2 separate regions of the Homo sapiens genome follow, and region 1 is linked to region 2. Evidence: chromatin loops called from intact Hi-C (ENCODE). Cell type or tissue: endothelial cell of umbilical vein. All regions are shown on one strand.

Region 1 (8,000 bases), 840 kb after region 2:
TTTGTCATAGATGGCTTTTATTACATTAAGGCATTTCCTTTGTATGCTGATTTTGCAGAGAGTTTTAATCATAAAGTGATGCTGGATTTCGTCCAATGTTTTTTCTGCATCTATTGAAATGATCCTGTGATTTTTGTTTTTAATTCTGTTCATGTGGTGTATCACATTTATTGTCTTTTGGATGTTAAACTATCCAAGCATCCCTTCTGTGAAGCCCACTTGATCACGCTGGATTATCTTTTTGATATGCTGTTGGAATTCAGTTAGCTAGTATTTTTCTTTTTTTTTTTTTTTTGAGGATTTTTGTATCTGTGTTCATTGGGGATATTGGTATGTACTTTTCTTTTTCTGTTAGGCCCTTTCCTGGTTTTGGTAATAGGGTGATACTGGCTTCATAGAATGATTTAGGGAGGATTCTCTCTTTTTCTATCTTGTGGATTAGTGTCAATAGGATTGGTACCAATTCTTCTTTGAATGTCTGATAGAATTCAGCTGTGAATCTGTCTAGTCCTGGACTTTTTTTTGTTGGCAATTTTTTAATTACCATTTCAGTCTCACTGCTTGTTATTGGTTTGTTGTGAGTTTTCATTTCTTTCTGGTTTAATCTAGGAGGGTTGTATATTTCCAGGAACTTATCCATCTCCTGTAGGTTTTCTAGTTAATGCTCATAAAGGTGTTCATAGCCTTGAATGATCTTTTGTATTTCTTTGGTATTGGTTGTAATATCTCCCATTTCGTGTCTAATTCAGTTTATTTGGATCTCCTTCTTTTCTTGATTAATCTTGCTAATGGTCTATAAATTTTTTCTATCTTTTCAAAGAACCAGCTTTTTGTTTTATTAATTTTTTTGTATTTTATTTATTTTTGTTGTTGTTTGTTTCAATTTTATTTAGTTCTGCACTGATCTTGGTTGTTTTCTGCAGCTGGGTTTGGGTTTGGTTTGTTCTTGATTCACTGCTTCCTTAAGGTGTGACCTTAGATTGTCTATTTGTGCTCTTTCAGACTTTTTGATGTAGGTGTTCAACGCTATGAAATTTGCTCTTAGCACCACTTTTGCTATATTGCAGAAGTTTTGATAGGTTGTATCACTGTCACTGTTCAGTTCAAAGAATTTTCAGATTTCCATCTTGATTTCCTTGTTGATGCAAAGACCATTCAGGAGCAGGTTATTTAATTTCCATGTATTTGTAGTGTTTTGAGGGTTCCTTTTGGAGTTGATTTCCAGTTTTATTCCACTGTGGTCTGAGAGAGTACTTGATATAATTTCGATTTTCTTAAACTTGTTGAGACTGGTTTTGTGGCCTATCATAAGGTCTGTCTTGGAGAATTTTCCACGTACCAGTGAATAGAATGTATATTCTGCAGTTGTTGGATAGAATGAGAACATAAATATCTGTTATGTCCATTTGTTCTATGGTATGGTTAAGTCCATTGTTTCTTTGTTGAGTTTCTGTCTTGATGACCTGTCTAGTGCTGTCAGTGGAGTATTGAAGTCCACCACTCTTATCGTGTTGCTGTCTATCTCATTTCTTAAGTCTAGAAGTAAATATTTTATAAATTTGGGAGCTCCAGGGTTAGGTATATATAATTTAGGATTGTGGTATTTTCCTGTTGGATTAGTCCTTTTATCATTATCTAATGTCCCTCTTTGTCTGTTTTAGCTGCTGTTGCTTTAAAGTTTGTTTTGTCTGATATAGAAATAGCTATTCTTGCTCACATTTCCTGTCCACATGCATGGAATATTTTTTTCTACCCCTTTACCTTAGATTTATGTGAGTTCTTATGTGTCAGGTGAGTCTCTTGAAGACAGCAGATACTTGGTTGATGAGTTCTTACCCATTCTGCCATTCTGTATCTTTTACGTGGAGCGTTTAGGCCATTTACATTCAACATTAATATTGAGATGTGAGGTACTGTTCTATTCATCATGCTATTTGTTGCCTGAATACCTTGGTTTTTTTTTTTCATTGTGTTATTGTTTTATAGGCCCTGTGAAATTTATGATTTAAGGAGGTTCTGTTTTGTTGTATTTTCAGTATTTGTTCCAAGATTTAGAGCTCCTGTTAGCAGTTCTTGTGGTGGCTTAGTAGTGGCGAATTCTCTTAGCATTTGTTTGTCTGGAAAAGACTGTATCTTTCCTTCATTTATGAAGCTTAGTTTTGCTGGATACGAAATTGTTGGCTGATAATTGTTTTGTTTAAGGAGGCTAAATATAGTACCTCAATCCCTTCCAGCTTGTAGGTTTCTGTTTAGAAATCTCCTGTTAATCTGATAGGTTACCTGATGCTTTTGCCTCACAGCTGTTAAGATTCTTTCCTTTGTCTTGACTTTAGATAACCTAATGACTATATGCCCAAGCGGTGATCTCTTTGCTATGAATTTACTGTGTGTTCTTTGAGCTTCTTTTATTTGGATGTCTAGATCTCTAGCAAGGCCAGGGAAATTTTCCTTGATTATTCCCTCAAGTAAGTTTTCCAAACTTTTAGATTTTTCTTCTTCCTCAGGAACACCAATTAATTTTAGGTTTGGTTGTTTAACGTAATTCCAAATCTCTTGGAAGCTTTGTTCATTTTTTTTTTTGATTCTTTGTCTTTGTCAGATTGGGTTAATTTGAAAGCCTTGTCTTTGAGCTCTGAAGTTCTTTCTTCTACTTGTTTATTTCTATTGTTGAAACTTTCCAGTGTATTTTGCATATCTCTGAGTGTGTCTTTTATTTCCAGAGGTTGTGATTGATTGTTTTTTATTTGTGGTATCTATTTCTCTCAAGATTTTTCCATCCATAGCTTGTATTAATTTTTAAATTTAAGTTGTTTGTCACCTTTTGCTGGTGCCTCCTTGAGTAGCTTAATAATTGACCTTCTGAATTCTTTTTCTGTCAATTCAGTGATTTCTGCTTGGTTTGGATCCATTGCTAGTGAGCTACTGTGATCTTTTGGGGTGTTACAGAACCTTGTTTTGTCATATTACCAGAATTGTTTTTCTGGTTTCTTCTCATTTGGATAGACTATGTCAGAGAAAGGATCTGGGACTCAAGGGCTGCTGTTTAAATTTTTTTTGGCCCCCAGCATGATCCCTTGATGTGGTGCTCTCCCCATTCCCCTATGGTTGGGGCTTCCTGAGAGCTGGACTGCTGTGATTGTTATTGCTCTTCTGGGTCTGGCCACCCAGCAGAGCTACTAGGCTATGGGCTGGTACTTGGGGGTTTCTGCAAAGAGTCTTGGGATGTGATCTGTCTTCAGGTCTCTCAGCTGGTCTCTCAGCCAGCACTTGCTCCAGTTACCACCACCACACCTGGCTAATTTTTGTATTTTTTGTAGAAATGGGGTCTCCCTATGTTGCCTAAGCTGAATTTGACCTCCTGGGCTCAAGCGATCATCCCACCTCAGCCTCCCAATGTGACAGGATTACAGACATGAGCCACGCACTCGACTTAATCTTGTCTTTTAGTTCCGTTTTTTTTTTTTCTGAGTTTCATCACTTTCTTCTCACTCGTTCATGTTTTTTGTCCGTGTCTTTTCTTAGTTTTGGAATTTCTGGCTCAAGGTGGCTTTTCGCATCCCTCATCCTGCCTATTTCTTTATCTGTATTTTATTCTCTATTTTGGTGTCTTGTATTTCCTCAGTGCTTCCTATGAATTATTCATTTGAGCCCCTCTCTTGGGCATTTAATAATTTATTATTTATCTTTGAGATTTTTTTTTTTTTGGTTATCCAGGCTGGAGAGCAGTGGTGCAATCATACCTCTCTGCAGCCTTGAACCCTAGGCTCAAAGGGATCCTGCTGCCTCAGCCTCCCAGATAGCACTACAGACGTGAGCAACCACATTTGGCCAACTTTTTTATTTTTGTTTTTTTGTAGAGATGGGGTCTCACTATGTTGCCCAGAATGGTCTCAAACTCCTGGCTTCAAGAAGTTCTCCTATTTTGGCCTCCCAATATACTGGGATTACAGGCATGAGCCAGAGCACCTGGCCTAATTTTGTCATTTTCTTCCATTTCTTTTCTGAGGGTCATCATTTTCTCTTCACACTTTCCTGTTTTTTGTCCATATCTTTTCTTAGTTTTTGAATTTCTGGCTCAAGGTAGCTTTTCCTATCCCAAATTCTTGTTTGAGTATATTGGTTCCATCTGGAATGTTGCCTTCTAGTTTTCTTGTGCTTCATGGTTGTTTTGTTGAAGGGAATTTACCTCTGTTGCTGTGTGTTGGATATTCTGTCTTTTTAAAATAATACTTCAGTATGAGTCTGTTCATCATTTTTTTGTTTGTTTTTATGATATTGGGGTGTTTTATAGGATTTTTAGCTCATTGGCTCCCTCTTCTGTCACTATAGCAAAGTCCAGATCTTTGTTTTGGTAGCATCGGAAGGTTTGTGGTCTCTGAATTTTAGCTGTCTTGTCATCGGGTAGGATTCCAAATTTTCCCTTTTTTCCTGTTTCTCTTTTAGCCATCCAATAGCCAAAGGGCATTTCTCTCTACTTTTTGTTTCCTTTTTTATTTCCCAGAAGCTACGTGTTTCAAAAACTGGTCAAGATTGTGTCTGCTTTTACATCCCATCCCTATAGTCAGCTCTGTGATCTGTCTAGATACCTTTTTAGTATTTTGAAACTTAGGGTTGACTTTGTCTTTCCTCTGATGGTTTTAGATCAACCTTAAGTTCATCACTAATTCCCTTCTCTCTTTGTTATAGTTTTTCACATTCTACCTTTGTTTGCAATAAGGCCTTCTGGCAGATCAGGGACAGAGGAGGAGCATGAGATATCACTTGCTGGGATTAGGTGTCTTTTTCTTATTTTTATTTACAGTTGTTTTGGATTTTGGTCAGTTCAGTTTTCAAGTGATCCCGAGGACATGGTTTTTGTGTAGTTTTGCTGCTTATTTTTCTTGTCCTCTATTGCTTCTGGAGGAAATATTGAAAGATGGAGACATAAGCAACCACCTTTGTCAGCCTGAGAGTTTCCAAAGCTGAATGTTTTAAAAGTGCATTTTTAACTATTTTTCTTCATTTTGAGTTTTGATGTTACATTTTGTCACATTATCTCATTAAATTTGCACATCTCTGAGCTACACATACTATCTCCATTTCATGAATGAAGAAATCAAGGTCCAGCAAGATTAAATGACTCAAGGGAGATCACACAACCAGAAACTGATAGAGATTCTAATCAACTCTAAAATTGTATGATGCCAAGCTCTTGTTCTTTCCACTACATCTTGCCATCTCCCTGAGTAACTGAACTTAGAAAGCCCATGCATTAATTAAATACTGCAACCTAAAACATTTTAGTGATTATAAATGTAAACTGTCAGTTTATTCATCTGTTCCTTGTCCCTCCTGTTATCTTGCAGTCCTGTTATATTTTTAGTAGCCTCTTCTCCACTGGCTTCTACTCCTTGACCTTCTAAGGTACATTTTCTTTCCTGTAAACGAGATCATGTACATTAAGTGCTATCTCTTGAAAAAAATGATTCAACAGATGTCAATTTTGTTTATTTATTTATTTTCCTAATAGAGGTTTTTACTCTATCTCCCCTTATAGCAGACCTACCATCATTTCCCTCTTGGCCCACTTTCACGTACGGGAGGACCCGTGCACACTCACCTTGCTTTCAAAACTCACTGCCCTCCCTGCGCAAACTCCTCACTTCATGGAAATGATAGCCCCAAGTAGCAGTTGGCAACAACTTTTGGCTCCTCCTTTCTGGAGTGGGTGTTGTATTGTCTGTAGTTTTCTTTAAAGTAATTTAATCTGCACCTTAGGGGTGCTTAGTTAACATTTTTGAAGTACCTTAATCATGAATCTACACTCCAGGGGTAGTTAGTTAACATTTGAAAGACCCTAATCAAAATTCTATACTCCAGAGGCAACCAGTGCCTCAGATATTGCTCTCAACCTGTACCAGTGGGTGCATTAATTAGAATAAAAGATGTAAGAAGTAATTTTTCACGGTGAAGGAAATGCTATTTAAGATATGTAGTTGGCCAGTTTCCTACACAGAGATAAGACATGAGTGGAGGCTGAGGATACAGATTTGGCAAGGGCAACAGTCTTCCAACCTAGGTAGGCCCTTGATTTGGTCCTGTGCTTGCTGCTTTTAGTGGAGGATTTGGTTTGGTTGGCTCACCTGGCCTGTGGAGCGCATTAAGTCTTTATTACCCTGCATGGGCCAAATCCAGCCTGCTTCTGTCTGCTTCTCCATCCAGCGCTCATTGGAACTGTACTCCGGCTCCTCTCCATGTTTGCATTTCTTGTCCACAGAGATGTTATTCTCAATCTTGAGTCAGATGATTTCTTTTTAATTTCTTAATTTACATTTTTAAATTTAATTATATTTTGAGCATATTGGATATGTTAAGAGTGTGAATTTATAGTGCCATTTTGATCAGAAGCACTCACATTATTTTTAAATGGTAACTTTCTTACTATTTTCTACTTGAGAATATTGTCAGTATTCTCAGGCCAGGTTCTCATCTGTGGGGCTTCTAGATAAGTAACTTGTTTGATATTCTAGTGGTCTAATTAGGCTGGGTGATGTTTTTGAACATTCCTTTTTATATTTAATTCTATTCAATAGTGACAGTTCTCATGTGATAGAGGGATAATATTCTTGAATACATGTGATTTAAGTTACGTAGATTGAAATCATATACGTGATTTTTGTGTAATTTGTGTATCATGCGTAGTATAAGGAATGACATCTACCAAGAGTTTCTATAGTAAACATTACTATTGTCCTATATCTTAGTTAACATGTACAAATATAAATGAAATAATGCAGTTTATGAAGTAAAATACTGAAGTATATCACCAGGGCCCTTATTTTCTGGGGTTTGGTGACGTGTATGTGTGGTATGGCATATATTACTGATCTTGTCCCATCAAATATACTGAGCAAAGGAAGCAGTCATGATGAACTGGTGGTCTAGATTGCTTTCTGTACTCACTAGGACACGAAGTAATTTTTTAAATAAAATATTTAACTGTATAAATAGTCTATTTAGCTTTTTTATATGTTATTTTTTAAGTGAGCCATCTATAATATAGGTATACATGTAAGTAGCTGTAGGCTGTGTAATCAAGGATATATAGACGTAAACTATACTTTTTTTTTTTTTTTGTGAGGCAGAGTTTTGCTCTCTTGCCCAGGCTAGAGTGCAGTGGTGCGATCTTGGCTCACTGCAACCTCCGCCTCCTGGGTTCAAGCAATTCTCCTGCCTCAACCTCCCGAGTAGCTGGGACTACAGGCGTGTGCCACCACACCCAGCTAATTTTTGTATTTTTAGTAGAGATGGGGTTTCACCATGTTGGCCAGGATGGTCTCGATCTCTTGACCTCTTGATCCGCCTGCCTCAGCCTCCCAAAGTGCTGGGATTACAGGCGTGAGCCACCACACCCAGCCTGTAAACTATACTTAGTGGAATCATGGAATTGTAGCGAATGAAAGGACCATAGATATTATCTAGTCAATCTTTTCATGAGTCCCAGAGAGTTTTAGCTAAGCCCTCCTTTCATGATTCCATTCTTAGCTTCAATCACAGAGATGATTTATAGCCATTTAGACATACATACCAATATATCCATATCTATACATACAATGTGTGTGTGTGTGTAGGGGGCTGTGATCACAAGCACTTGGGGCCAATAGAATTTTAGTAGAAATAATTGGTTAAAGGGCATTAAAATCTTTTAATATTTAGCATTATCAGTCTGTGAAAGTCTTCGAAACTAGGTTTGAGAAATCTTTACTCATTAAGACCCTCAGAGCAGAAAAATCAAGGGTAAGAGAACTGGGAAAGGAAGTTAAGTATTTCTAATTTTAAAGTGTTCTAAAACCTACACGTTGAGTACATATTGTAGCAATATAGATACTAGGGAATGATTTGGAGTTCAGTAGTTTGGAAATACGTATATTTTGTTATAATTCTGATGTGAGACTTTACTGAATTCCTGTTAAATTATTTTTGTGCAGGGCTTTTTTCATAAAGCACCAATAATTCTACCT
Region 2 (8,000 bases):
ACCTCCACTGGAAATGGGGAATCAGTGAATTACACATGTGGGATTTCTTTTTAAAGGGAGATATTGATCAGATAAACTGTAATAGCTCATGTCTAAATGCAGGCTCCAGTTGTAAAGCTCTGCAGTACAGGGAGATAATGATCACCCACTTATTGGGAACCGTATCTCAAATATGACGGCTGACCCCTAAGGTGTTCATAAATACACAAAATGCATCCACCCCTTGAGATGACATCGTGTTTACTCCACAATACCTCCTCAGGGGTAGAGGTAAGTGGAGAGTGTCCACAGGGAGGTAGAAATATCTCTGGGAGTCTCTAGTAGGCTTAGGTTTAGCTCCTCAGAAAGCCTATTATTCTATAAGATATTTCCATGTGCTTGAGTGATGATTCTGTAACAAAGAAATCAAAAAGACCTGACTATCCAATCCTCTGATTGCTTTCCTGTAATGCCTAAACTTTCTCTTTTATGACTCCTAGCCCTCCCCAGAAGGTCTGCCTTCAGACACGTGACATTGAGACACAGGACCCACGCTGGCCCTATGAGATTGAAGTCTCTTGAAAGCAAGCCAGAGAAGTCCTATAATAGGTGAAAGTTGACCCCTGCACCCTGGTTGTGAGCACAGGCCATGGAAACAATGCTGGAGTGAGGGCTCATACACTCAGTTACTAATGCTTCATCTCAGAATGATTCTTTCGGGTGTCTTTTTCAATGAGATTGTAGGGAAAACGAATGTGTAACAGAAAGAGGGAGAGCCAGCAAGCCACAGTCACAACAACCCAGTTAGACAAACACATCATTGCAGGGGCTTAGAGAAAAGTGTATTGGGGTTGGAAAAACAACCCAACAAATTATAGTAGTTCCCCTGATCCTTGGCTTCACTTTCCATGGTTTCAGTTACCGCAGCTTCAGATCAACCACTGCCCAAAAATAGAAGAGTAGAGCACAATAAGGGATTTTTGAGAGACAGAGGAGACAATGTTCACATAATTTTTATTATAGTATACTGTCATAACTGTTCTATTTTATGATTATTATTACTGTTAATCTTTTACTGTGCCTAACTGATAAATTAAAGTTTATTATAGGTATGTATGTATATTAGTCCATTTGCTGATAAAGACATACTGGAGACTTGGAAGAAAAAGTTTGATGGACTTACATTTCCACGTGGCTGGGGAGGCCTCACAATCATGGCAGAAGGCAAGGAGGAGGAAGACAGGTCTTACACGGATGGCAGCAGGCAAAAAGAGAGAGTGTGTGCAGGGAAACACCCCCTTATAATATCCTCAGATCTCATAAGACTTATTCACTATCACGAAAACAGCACAGGAAAGTCCTGCCCCCATGATTCAATTACCTCCCACCAGGTCCCTCCCACAACATGTGGGACTTCAAGATGAGATCTGGATGGGGACATAGCCAAACCATGAGAGTATGCATGGGAAAAAACACGGTATATATGGGGTTTGGGACTATCTGTGGTTTCAGGCATCCACTGGGGGACTTGGAAAGCATCTCCCAAGGATAAGTGGGGACTATCATATGGCCCCAGTTCTCAAGAACCAAGAGCTTTGCTTCTGGGCATCTCAAAAAGGAGGAGAGCAGACCAGAAAACAGGATAGAAAGTCATTGTGTTTTAGGAGGTGGGGCTGGGGATTTTGATGCAAATATTCATTAAATGAATGCATTTAACTACCTATGGAATGATGAAAGCCATTTGCTAAAAGCAACACTTCTTTTAATACTCATTTTGAAGTTTCTATGTGTGTTTTGGGACCATCTGTGGCCCAAGCCCACCAGATATCTAAGTGGTCTTTCACTCATCATGAAAACAAGCTATCCTTCTAATAGGGAACTAATGTCACTAAATTGAGCAGTTTTCCCTGGAGAAGGGCATTAAGCCAAGCACACATTCTGCAGGCCAGGCTGTAACCAATAGCGAGCTTTAGCAGTGCACCCCTTCTAGGGGTTGCTGAGCATAGCAGCCAAAGACAAGCTTCAGCTCAGAATCCTAGGGGTTGAACCCATGACCTTCTCCTCATTAGCTTAGCTGCCAAGAGCCTCGTGTTCCTCCCTCTGAGAAGCAGACAGGGCCATGCCCTGGGAATAGTCTGGACAGGCCAGAGCTCTAGGCCAGCCTACCAAGAGAATTGAAATTCTGCAGATGGCATTATCCCTGGGGGCTGGTTTAGCAACCAACACCAGACCCATGGGAAATCCCAGGGAAGTTTCTCAGCATTGCGAATGGTAACAACCAAAACCTACTGGGGTGCCACCTCTCTCCTTTTGTACTTTAGCTCCAGAGAACCCCAGTGGCTACCTGTCAGGGGCAGATAAATCCCATGCCACCAGTCCATCAATCCCAAATCCCACTGTCCCTCCTGGAGTCTATGGCAGGCAGACTCAGCAGCCACAAGGGCTGTCATTGAAGTGAGAAATACCATGATGATTAAGTTTGTGTGTTTTCTGGTGGGTGCTGGGAAGCAGTGGCCCTGCTCCCCAGGCTGAGTTATGGGGTAGGTCATTCCCTCATTAGTGGAAATAAATTTTATTAGCCCCACTCTCACGGCAATGTATCTTCCTCTCTTGCTCCTCGGGTCTAGGTGTGGGTCTGGGTAATGTTGCCTGCGTGTGGGATAAATCAGCCGAACAAATCCCATTATATTTTGGAACACTGACGGAGACACAGTAATGGCACAGAGACCAGGGAAGGGAGTGGGCTGCTTCTCTCCCACTGACCCCGTTTCCTGCCCATAGGGCCACACACACTAGGGAAAACATGTAAATTGAGAGGCCAGATGGAGAAGAGCTCTCTCAGTTGTCTCTTTCTCCTTCTCTCCACTGACTTTCTTGATAAAAGAAACAAGCCTGGTGTGGTGATGTGCAGTCCTTCCCTTATACCTTACAAAAACTAAGGGACATGTGAAGGTAACAGCAGCAAGCACTGGCCCAAAATGTGTCTTGTCACCCAAATGCATTATCTTATCATTCATAACCTGTGCTATATAGAAAGGAAGGCAATTGGAGGGAGGCCGAGGTGGGTGGATCACCTGTCAGGAGTTTGAAACCAGCTTGGCCAGCGTGATGAAACCCTGTCTGTACTAAAAATACAAAAATTAGCTGGTCGTGGTGGCGCATGCCTGTAATCCCAGCTACTCAGGAGGCTGAGGCAGGAGAATCGCTTGAACCCGGGAAGCATGGGTTGCAGTGAGCCAAGATCGCGCCATTGCACTCCACCCTGGGCAACAAGAGTGAAACACTGTCTCAAAAGAAGAAGGAGAAGGAGAAGAAGAAGGAGGGGGAGGGGAAGGGGAAGGGGAAATAATAATAATAAAGGCAGCTGGAGCACATCCTAGGGCCTGAGATACCAAACACCACACCTGCATTAAGCACAGCCCAAATCTCTCAAAAGCAGGTATTGGTGAAGGAAAAAAAATTCTAAGCATGAAATCACTGCAATATTATTACGCCCCTTTCTGTCCCCTTGGGTGGTTATTATAACTAAAGGAGGAGACACAGGATGATGCTATGAAGATGTTTGAGTGTCCTATGAATATAAGGGGCTGTGTGTCTATCGTTATTAACATCTGTATATTTCTCTTTCCTTAGGAGCTTCCGGACTCTTTATTAAAAGGATACTTTTTTATCATCTCCTTCTTGAAGATAAAATGTGTGATTCAAAGCAAAAGGGAAACTGCTTGCCCAGTGATATCTCACAAGCTGGGACTGGCTGAGACCCAAAGATCCTGACTCCTAGACCAGTAACCCGGCCAAGACGCCACCCTGTGAGGACGAAAGGAATTGAAGGGAAGGCCCAGAAGTCCAGATCTGGATTGTTAAGTAGGGCTGGTCTATGTGCCCATTGAACAAGAGGTCTGGCTTCCCATTTTGGCAGGGTTATCTCACACTGCATGAGGCGTGTGTGTGTGAGAGAGAGAAATCTCATTGTACTTGCTGCTGAGCAGAGTGTGTGGGGGTGAGGGAGAACAAGTCACAGAAATAGGGAGACAGAGAAAGGCTAAGAGAGGACCGTGCACCAAGAGTGTGAGTGAGTGAGCAAGAGGAGAGAAACAGAGAAAGCAACAGACAGCAACGAGGAGGACAGACATCAAGGACAGAAAGAATGGGTGTGTGCACATGGGTGTGCTATGGGTGTGTACGCCACTGTGCTCGGGCTCATGACATGCAGTCCATGTCTCAGTATTGTGAGAGCACACATCCTCAAACCTGACTTTGTGCTAAGCTCTCCTGGCAGCAGTCTGCGTTAAAATTCAGCCTGTGTGACTCCTGGGTCCCGCCTCACTCCCTGCTGACCCGATGGCCTCCAGGGTGGGCATCCTGGGAGAGTACATCCAGCCTAGGAAGCCAGCCTCAACTTTGCTCCTGCCAAACCCAACACATCGCCCAGGGCTCAGCTACCTGTCACACAAAGCACCATGCACACTAGTCTGGGATGGGACTTTTACTGCAAACCCTGCTGGCCAAAAAGAGGGAGGTGGGCGGGCCTTTCACCTAAATACCTGAGACAGGTGCCATCTCCGAGAGAGTGGGAAGACTTGATTCTATAAAGATTGGGGCTGTGATATGTCAGGCACCCAGTGCTAAATAAGAAATCTGGAGTACAGGGTCATGGGCCATGAGAGGTGGGCACTCAGACCAATGTGTTAGATTTTTGATGTGTGCATTTATTGGGACATGAGTGTGGCATGGGCCATGGTGTGTATGGCAAGTGTAGTGGAGATGAGAGAGGAAGGATGGTGCGGGGAAGAGGAGGAGTTCCAGGTCTAGAGAGGACAAGAGCTGAGCAGAAAAAGCAAGCCTCGTCTAATGCCATAAACAACAGGATACAACCCCATCAAGTCTGAGCCCTGTGCTTCCTGCTGACAGGGAAAAGAAAACACCCCAAGAAGACCTGCAGAAGCCAGGCCCCAGAGCCTGGGATGCCTGCCTGGCCATTCCGGATGCTCACTTTCGTGGAGTTTCAGGATCTCAGGCGCCAGACCAACCTGAGTAACCACCCAGACTGGAATGTGAGGCCAGCCCAAGTCCAAGGGGGTGACCCTGTCTCCTGCTCAGGACTGCCATGCCTAGGAAACCAGTGAGTCAAAGGAACGGCACGTGGAAGGGGACCTCCATCGCCACCCAGTCATGCACACAGCAGGGCAGGAAGGGGAGCTTTGGGTTAAAAAGAAACAGCTCCATCTCCTGTGCCTGTGTGGCCCTTGTGGGACTACACAGGGCTGGTGGGTAAACTCCAGAGTCAGGTGGGAGCTGGGTCTAGCAATGGTTCTCAACGAGAGGCTTCTGGAAATGTGAGAGGTTTTCTAGTCTTGTAGTGGCTGGGAACTTCCACTGGTGCTCAGCACTGTAGGGCCCCGGATCACAAACGCCCTACAATATCAGGCAGTCCCTGCACCAAGAACTGCCCACCCCAGACACTGCTAGCACACTCTTGTGAAACACCACGGGAAGAGCACCAAGCTGAGAATTAGGATACAGAACAGCCTTCAGTTTACTAATTACATGACCTTGAGTGAAACACTTGAGTTTTGTGTTCCTCCATTCCCTCAACTGCAGAGGATGCCTGCCCTTCCATTATCCTACAGTATTGTTGGGAGAAGAAAAGTTGTGAGAAAGCCCTTGTTAACCATCAGGTACCATGCAAACTCCAGTGTGTTATTTCCAGACAGCCGGGAGGTCTCTGCCCTCTGCTCCCACTACTGGGGTTTGACAGGTGTCAGTTGGTGATGCTGGATAATAGTTTCTGCTCCAAGGACCCAAATTTTCTAGTTGAGGGACACTCAGGTCAAGGCTTGACAGGGAGATTGAGAAGCTGATTTCTGCACCTTCTGCATGCCACCTTTCTCCACACCGCCTAATCAGTACTATGGCCGAGACTATCTGACTCCCATACCCATGGCTCAATCAGTTCCAAAGTCAGGGAAGACTGAAGTGGAGTGAATGACAGTCACTCCCATGACCACAGCCATTGTTCCCATCACCCAGGCCATAATGACCTGCTGGTGTGCATCTCTCTCCTCCACTGTGTGGGCTCCTGGAGACAGATGCCATTCCACAATGCTTGGTATCCACCAGGAGGGAGTGCATTGCCAAGCCCTTCCCTAGGGCTCCATATATGTTTCACCATTCATTAGTTTATTAAGAGGTGCTAGTTCGTTAGTGTTGGATGAGGTTGCCCCAGGAAGGTGAAGAAAGGAGAGAAGGTATAGATAACCCTATGCCTGGGGAATTCTGGGATGCCAGGTGCTTGGTCAAACCCAGCATCTTCTCCAGCCAGCTGCCCACTCCAAGTCAGGAGTGTCAGGTCCCCCCCAGAGAAGGACAGACAGCCATCACCTTCTCCTGCATAAGGTCCTGGCACATGACAGAGGCCACAGGTGTGGGCTCCCCAGCCTTACTGTCTGTCACATGCTCTGCAGACAGGGGGCCTCAGGGAGCCTGGATGGCAGCCTTCAAAAGGGGCTGGGGATAGAGATGCACCAGTGATAAGCCACAGAAACTGAGAAATGAAATCACTGCCATTCCCCACATGAGTGCTCATTAGCAAATCAGTCTCAGCTTGACCTCTAGTCCCCTGAGTCCCAAGACAATTGGGGCTCTGACAGACCCTCTAGGACCCCCCCTCATACCCATGTCCTCATGAGATCCTCAGAGTTACTTTCAGATACTAACCCACTTGTTCTGGGAGACCTCTTTCCACCCAGGCTGGAGAAAGCCAGGACAGGGGTAAAGCATGGCTCAGAGGGTGAAGGCGGAAGCTGCTGTTCCCACCCTCCACTGACACCAGAAAGCCCCAGCTGCTTCCCTAGCCTCCACACTTGGTGCCCACTCAGGAATGTACATTTGTGACAGGTTCGTTTATGTCCACAGCAACACATTCCCATGAGGAGGCCACTCCTGGCCAACCAGCCCTCATCTCCAATGGGAGCACAGCCGGCCTTCCCTGATTCACCTGAAGTTGAGGTACAGCTGAGCTCTCTGGGGGCTGCAGGTCAGCAGGTTCTACCCCAACGGCCCAAGACTTTTCCCTCTGTGCGGTCCTCAGGCTCTGGCCTGCCCAGTGCTCTGTGGATGCTCCCTGGCACAAGGGGCCTTGTAGTAGGGGTTCTTCTTCCCATTCCTTCCTATCCCCCAAATGAACACAGCCAAAGCAGGTGCTGGGACCTTGTGAAGGAGGCAGGTGGCCCAGGAGTTTTGCGGATCCCGGCTCTGAGTTCTGGAGGTGTGAGTTCAGGGGGAAGAATGTGGGTCTCAGGATGTGGAAAGGGCTAGAAAAGCCTGAAGAGCCCCATGGGAGGAGCATTCTAATTTAGAGAGCTGGTACAGCCTGGAGCACAGTTGACATTCATTGCTACTCAAATCCCTTCTTCAAGCTTTTAGAGTTGTAACTATGATAAAACCCACAGGGGACCCCTTACCCTACAAAATACAAGTCCTAAAAGCCAACCTCCTGGGCCTTGCCCTGCCCTCTGTCATCTTCCTACAACAGAAACACCACAGGACAGAGGTCATCTGGGACTGAGTTCTCAATTCACAGGGCTCAAGGGAGTGTCAGACTCCGTGACAAGAGAGATCTCCAGAGTTCATCTTGTTCATCCTCCACCTCTAGGCAGGAAGGGAACAAGAAAACCAACCCAACAGCCTTGTAAATGAGTTGAGGAAGAGCTGGGTTTGCAAATGGTGCCATCGGGGCAACACAGAGCCTGGCCTGGCCGATGTCGCACGAAACACGTGTGGTCTGAGCCGACTCCAAAGGAATCGTAACAGGAGGGTGGGAGCAAAGGAACTCGGGTATCTGCCAAATCAAAGGAAACTGATACTGTGCATTAAACACCAGCCTGGCCTTTTTCAGACTGGCTGGAGAGACAGCCCCAGGCCTGTGCAGAGTTTCTGGCCTCCTCCTTTCTACTCTCGGCCCTGAACTTGCCTGTAACTTGAAAGGGCTAATTAAAGCCAAAAGAAAAATCAAAAGCTTG

What was found. Peaks named below come from ENCODE experiments on the same cell type or tissue, not always from the same donor. Only the 100,000 strongest peaks of a DNase experiment are listed, where the experiment ranks them.
Region 1: it touches region 2 in a loop (4-fold over the local background); 1 of 110 quality-filtered maps calls a loop at or near these places.

Annotation. Positions count from the first base shown.
Region 1 is chr7:133,340,145-133,348,144 of GRCh38, forward strand. All of the region lies in intron 5 of EXOC4 (exocyst complex component 4), which reads left to right. Among named protein-coding and RNA genes, the nearest start is that of MIR6133, 53 kb to the left of the region's middle. In endothelial cell of umbilical vein, a CTCF peak has its summit at 4,337 (motif pointing left); no DNase peak of the experiment used is centred here.
Region 2 is chr7:132,497,175-132,505,174 of GRCh38, forward strand. All of the region lies in intron 2 of PLXNA4 (plexin A4), which reads right to left. Among named protein-coding and RNA genes, the nearest start is that of PLXNA4, 75 kb to the right of the region's middle. In endothelial cell of umbilical vein, a CTCF peak has its summit at 3,795; DNase peaks (open chromatin) are centred at 3,757 and 4,997; H3K27ac peaks cover 3,552 bases.